Linked DNA regions of Homo sapiens: region 2 is linked to region 1. A link is a loop called in an ENCODE intact Hi-C map of the cell type or tissue named here. Cell type or tissue: heart left ventricle. All regions are shown on one strand. Links, peaks and the distances in the headings refer to the core of each region. The heading gives the core; the rest is flanking DNA.

Region 1 (2,810 bases), core at 23-2,522:
CACACACACACGTCCATCTATTTACCCAAATACACAAACACATACACAAACCTGCTCCATCTGAATTTTCACTCTTTCTTCTATGTCAACCGTCATGTGCTAAGGCCATTTATATCCTAATCTTTTAAGCAGAAAATGAGGAAAAGCCATATCTTCTGGGCCATTAATACTACTATTGAGATGTCTTCATAGTGTCATAATTACAGAAGATTTCAAAGTGACACAGGCAAGACCAACACAAATGTTAAAATAACTCACAAGAACCGGCGGGCTGCTTTTGCAGCCCTCAGTCCCAGCAATGCTCAGTAGCTTTTCTTAAAATAGACAGCCTGTAAATAAGGTCTGTGAACTCAATTGAAGGTGGCTGTTTCTGAATTAGTCAGCCCTCACAGGCTCTCGGCCTACATGCTAGTACATAAATTGTCCACTTTACCACCAGACAAGAAAGATTAGAGTAATAAACACGGGGCATTAGCTCAGCTAGAGAAACACACCAGCCGTTACGCACACACAGGATTGCCAAGAACTGTTAACCCAACTCTCCAGAAACACACACAAAAAAACAAGTTAGAACCATGACATCATGGGAACAAGAGGGAGAGAGAAAGGGGGAAAAAAGGCTGTGGAAAAAAAAAGCGCAAACAATTTTCAGGTTCATTTTGATTTCTCTGCGCCTAATAAAGCAATCCTCCGCTAAGTTATCAACTGAGCTATCTCAAGTGGCTCTTGCCAGCTATCGGATTATACAAAAGTGGCAGAAAAGGAGGAAAAAAATGAAAAGGATTGTGTGTCAGGTTCATAATGCTTTTGGAGAATTCTGGAAACATGTCTAGTTACAAATTTTAGTCAGTCATATCTGTTTGCTTTGACAGGTTCCCAGGGAGTAAAAAAGGAACAAAAAGAGAGAGATTTTTTTTTTTTGTCATGTGAAGCTGGGGACAAAAAGATTACACCGTGCATATCTGCTCATAATATGATCTTTGTATAATCCGCGGGTCTGCACTTGCCTTCCGAACAACTGCACAACAGGTGCAAATTAAAATGAAAACGGCAGCGGAGCCGGGCAAACAGAATCTGCTGACCTGGTTTGAATACCAATTGACGGGGGAAACAAAACCTTTTCAAGAGGTGTGACCACAAGGGCTTAGGCAAGTTCAGGCTGGGTAATGCCCTCAGATCTACAAAAAGAGAGATATTCTAACATCTCTGCTCTAGCTGTGTGGTCCAGATATACCTTAGTACAATCAATAATGTGCTTCTTTTTTTTTTTCCTGGTGACTGAGATTTAACTATTTCTTAGCAACAAGCAGAAGATTCTTTACAAATTTTCAGAATGCTGGGGGTAGGGGGGAGTGGGAATGGGGGGGCTACAACAAAAGCTCCTAAGGCCTGGGAAGCTTTCAACCCACCTCCTAAAAACTGATCTCTGGGCACAGGAGGAATAAAGAAAGGTCCAGAAGGAGTGAATAAAATTATCTAAGGCTGGACAGGCATTAAAAGGCCTTTATCCTGGAAAAAAAAAAAAAAAAACCCATGCCTTTTAAGGTCTTTTTCTGCATGGACCACAATATCCCGTGTGACACGTGAGTGTTCCTGCAGCAATACAATTGAAATATTTTCTTGTGGAAAAAAAAGAGAGATAAATGATTTATGAACAGCCCTTGAGGAGTCCCAAATATCAGAACAATCTAAACAAGCAATGAAGTCATGTCTCACCATATAGGGTCAGGAGTACAGCATCCATCACCTTCACAGGACAACAATACTTCACAACCTTTAGGGTTTGTGCTCACAAATAGTAGTAAATACTTTTAAACTAAATAAATAACTGCTGTCAAATTCACTTACAGAGGCAGTATGCCATCTTTTCTAGCGCTGTGTTAACTAGGATATGCATTTCCATATGCCATTATGCTGGTGTGCCACTCTCCCAACCCCTTTTTAAATCCAGGTACAACAATTCATAACATAGTTTTTATATCTGAATTCAAATGAGACAATCTCATTCTGCTCTTTCTGGTTGACCATCTGACAATCAAAATTAAATGCACTGAGATGGACTTTGCACTTCCTGATCCCTACCCCATGCCCCGACTTCTAAATCCCAGGATTTTCCTTTAAAATGTTCCCTCACGTCTAGTCAGTGGATTTGCCTAGTACAAGTACTGTGGAAATTTTCACCATAAAATATTCTTACTCTAGAATGGCCAATACTTGATGGGTTTAGCCGCACTTACATTATGAAATAAAAATAAGCTCATTTTCCCATTTGGACCTGTTTTGATGTTTGCCCACCATCATCACCACTGGCAGAAGAGATCTTAATAATGTAGCTTTGTCTCTGCAAAGAAGAGATTCAATTTTGTATAATAACCAACGTATACTGGTTTTAAATGAGGTTCATTGGGCAGAATATATTAGGCCAGTGTCTGTTTTTGAACTTATGATATATATCTTTTTATTCAGCATTTAAAAGCCTGGAAGTTCCCATATAACGTAGCAAAGTTCTATTCAGTCCTTACAGGTCAAATAAGCCACCCTTTGCATGAGTCTCAGCAAAATTTTAGACATGTATTGGAGCTACATGGCTGGCACAAAAACAGACAGTTACTTCAAAACCACAAAGAAGTGGGAGCCCAAAGAATTCCTTTCTGCAATTCAATAAACAAGAGGAAAGATGTACTGTTTGCTGGCTCAAAATAGACACTAATTTTACATCTGTCTCTGAGGCATAGCAAAAAGCCAACTAAAGAGCAGTAATAAATGTCCAAAAACAGCATCAGTATCCAAAACTCTCACAGTAGTCTTCA
Region 2 (2,810 bases), core at 293-2,792, 76 kb after region 1:
ACTAAACAAGAATCTACATTAATTCTTCGCCTCTACTATTTTTGTTTAAGTGTATTTCATTCACAAGCTAGATGACTGTAGTGAAAGTTAAAGAGGAAAATTCTCAGAGTTTGGATCCTAGGGTGCATTTGTGTTTGTGTGCATGTGGGAATGTGTGCACATGGGCTGTATTTAGTTTTCAAATTCCCATCAGCAGAGCAAAGGTGATGGGAAATCTTTAGAGGACAACCATTTTGCTCAGAGATATTTCCCTCTTAATGGGTCTATTTATTATGAAAACACAGCTTACTGAGTTCCTTATATATAAACCTCACCTCTTAAAACTGAGAATTCTCATGATGTGAAACACTTCCATTGATGTGCATGGTGTCTAAAATAGAAACTTAGGTACTTCCAAGAATAGGCAATTGCAATTTCCTTGATTACAGTTACTTGGATATACAAGACAATAAATACTTTCTTAAACTAAGAAACATTGAAAGCAATATATTACATTTATAGATCACTTGGGCACTGAATTCCTTGAAATTTACTCATCCATTTGAGAGAAAGAAAAAAACCTCAGATTTTATATAGCACAATATTTTAATCTGTTCATCTATTACTGATTATTTCATATTTGGGAGGAGGGGGTGGCTATCATCTTGTCAGGAGTACCTTTCCTTGAGTTATTATAAAAAAATAAGAAACAGTATATAAAGAACAAAAATCACTATGTTGTCTATGGGCAACGTAACTATTAAAGAGAAATCCATTACAGTTTTTTTAATGTAGAATACATTTTAGGAAATCATTAATGACAGTTACCTATTCCCAGGAATGTGGTCATCTACCTCTCTCACCTGAGATTATTTTTAAATGTTCCCACCTTAGTTTATCCTGAAGATTTAAAAGTATACCTTCATATATTTGTGATATATAAAGGTGGCCAACTGACCAGTTCTGTGTTTACTGTTTGATTAAAAGAACATCTTCTTTTACACAGGATTTAAAATTTTAACTTCAAAAGATTCAACTGTAGAATTAGACCTCTTCTAGTTTATAGTAAAGTGTTGTGTGGGTTTAAGATGAAATCATACACAGCAAACAAGAAAAATTTACAACTTAAAAATGGATTAGATACAATAGAGTATGACATTTAATCCCACAGATTATAGGAAAAGTTATTTGGAGTCTTAATTTTATAGCAGCGTTAAAAAGAAAGAAAGAATGAAAGGTAACCTGAATATGCACACTAACAGCTCCGTATCGTCTTCTAGTTCTAACCACTACTTCAAATCTCAATCCCTGGACCCAGCTCAGTGATAGAACTAAATTTGTAAATAATCATGAATCATTATGATGATTACATTCCTCAATTGAAAAAATGAAAGCAAAGTACAATCAGACCCTTCTTGAAACGTTTGCTCCCCTTACACTCTTAATGTGTCTGTGCTGCCTGCTCTTCCAAAGTCTGGTTTTTAGAAACCCATATTAATTTCTAACCAAGGCTGCAGCAGCCACTGTAAACGTACATGGCTTTATCAGCTCTCATAGTTTCTTGGGTCACAAATGTACCATATCTGATGACACAGTGATCATCTTCCTTCTCCTTTCTCTTTTCAGATCCTCTAACTTTCCTGTCAGAAGCCTGAAAAAATATGCGCAGTTACTGTTGCTGAGGGGAGACAAAGTTTAACTTCTGGGTTGGCAATCGGAGAATAATTCATGAGCAGATTTCTAGCAAATGATATGATTTGCTAAATTTTGGTCTTTGATTTATATTTATGTACTCCTGCTACTGCTAAGGTTTTGCCAACCTCAATTAGATCATGAATGAGATCATTTTAATTCAGCCCCCAAACTGTGACCTGACCATGGTCTGAAAGTGTTCAAAAAGTAATTTTAAGCCTCCCTTTGATTTGAAAAGGAATACTGCATGCTTGGTCGTTCATACAAATAACATAAAACTTAATTATTGGATGATTTGGCAGAGGACCTTCTTGCCAAACAACAGTCAATGCCAGCTACTGTGATGCTGGCGCTGCCCGGGCCCCCGAGCCCACAGCCTCCTTGTATACGGGCGTTTGTTCATTGTGTCTCAGGGCAAGATGCTTTCAAATAGGATTCACGGATCTGGGAGGCAGGGTGCAACTCGAAGGGTGTACCATATTTATAACTCAAGTTTAAAAATGCTGTCTCACCTAGAAGGGAAGTAGATCTGCGCTGTCAAATCACCAGGAGGCTGTGACAAAGGGAGCTTGCAGCCTGACACACGGTGTAACAACATAGCAAACACCTTTAATTCCGTCATGTCTCATACCCTTTACTTTCTCACACATTTGTGGCTGCTCGAATGTTGACACCTACACTCTTTTTCGAAACTAAATAAGGCAATCTTATTTAAGCCCAAATGCAACACCTGTAAAGTTATTCTTGTGCCCAGCAAAAAATAACCATTAACTCCTTCCTCATAAATGCCTCTCTGCTTGCTTTGGAAAGTCTCAAGTTGGTAACGGCCAGCCTGAGGCCCTGACTCTGAGGTTCACATGACCTCCCAGGTTTGGACAGATAGGCAGTACTTCCCCCTTGAAAAGATGCGAAGGCTGAGATCATATCACTGTCCGAACTGGCCTCTCATAGCTTTTCAAGTTGAAGCCCCTTTCTTCATCACAAACTTCTGGTGTCTTTTATAGGAAGGAGAGAGGCCCCAGCTGCTTCATTCCCTCTAGCTACCGTAGTCTAATATTTTAAAAGCTAGAAATGAAAATAGCTTTTCTAAAGATATTTCCTGGAATTTTTAATGTGCTGCCTTGATTCCTTTTTTCTAT

What was found. Hi-C counts contacts between places; a loop is a spot of excess contacts. Peaks named below come from ENCODE experiments on the same cell type or tissue, not always from the same donor. Only the 100,000 strongest peaks of a DNase experiment are listed, where the experiment ranks them.
Region 2: a loop joins it to region 1, with 4 times the contacts of the local background. A loop is called at or near these places in 33 of 110 quality-filtered maps.

Annotation. Positions count from the first base shown.
Region 1 is chr2:144,430,487-144,433,296 of GRCh38, forward strand. The region is part of intron 2 of ZEB2 (zinc finger E-box binding homeobox 2); the gene reads right to left. Among named protein-coding and RNA genes, the nearest start is that of ZEB2-AS1, 88 kb to the right of the region's middle. RefSeq lists an enhancer at 46-1,759. In heart left ventricle, for the core only: no CTCF peak of the experiment used is centred there; a DNase peak (open chromatin) is centred at 1,065; H3K4me3 peaks cover 1,485 bases; H3K27ac peaks cover 1,481 bases.
Region 2 is chr2:144,506,158-144,508,967 of GRCh38, forward strand. The region is part of intron 2 of ZEB2 (zinc finger E-box binding homeobox 2); the gene reads right to left. Among named protein-coding and RNA genes, the nearest start is that of ZEB2-AS1, 12 kb to the right of the region's middle. In heart left ventricle, for the core only: no CTCF peak of the experiment used is centred there; no DNase peak of the experiment used is centred there; H3K4me3 peaks cover 1,959 bases; H3K27ac peaks cover 2,500 bases.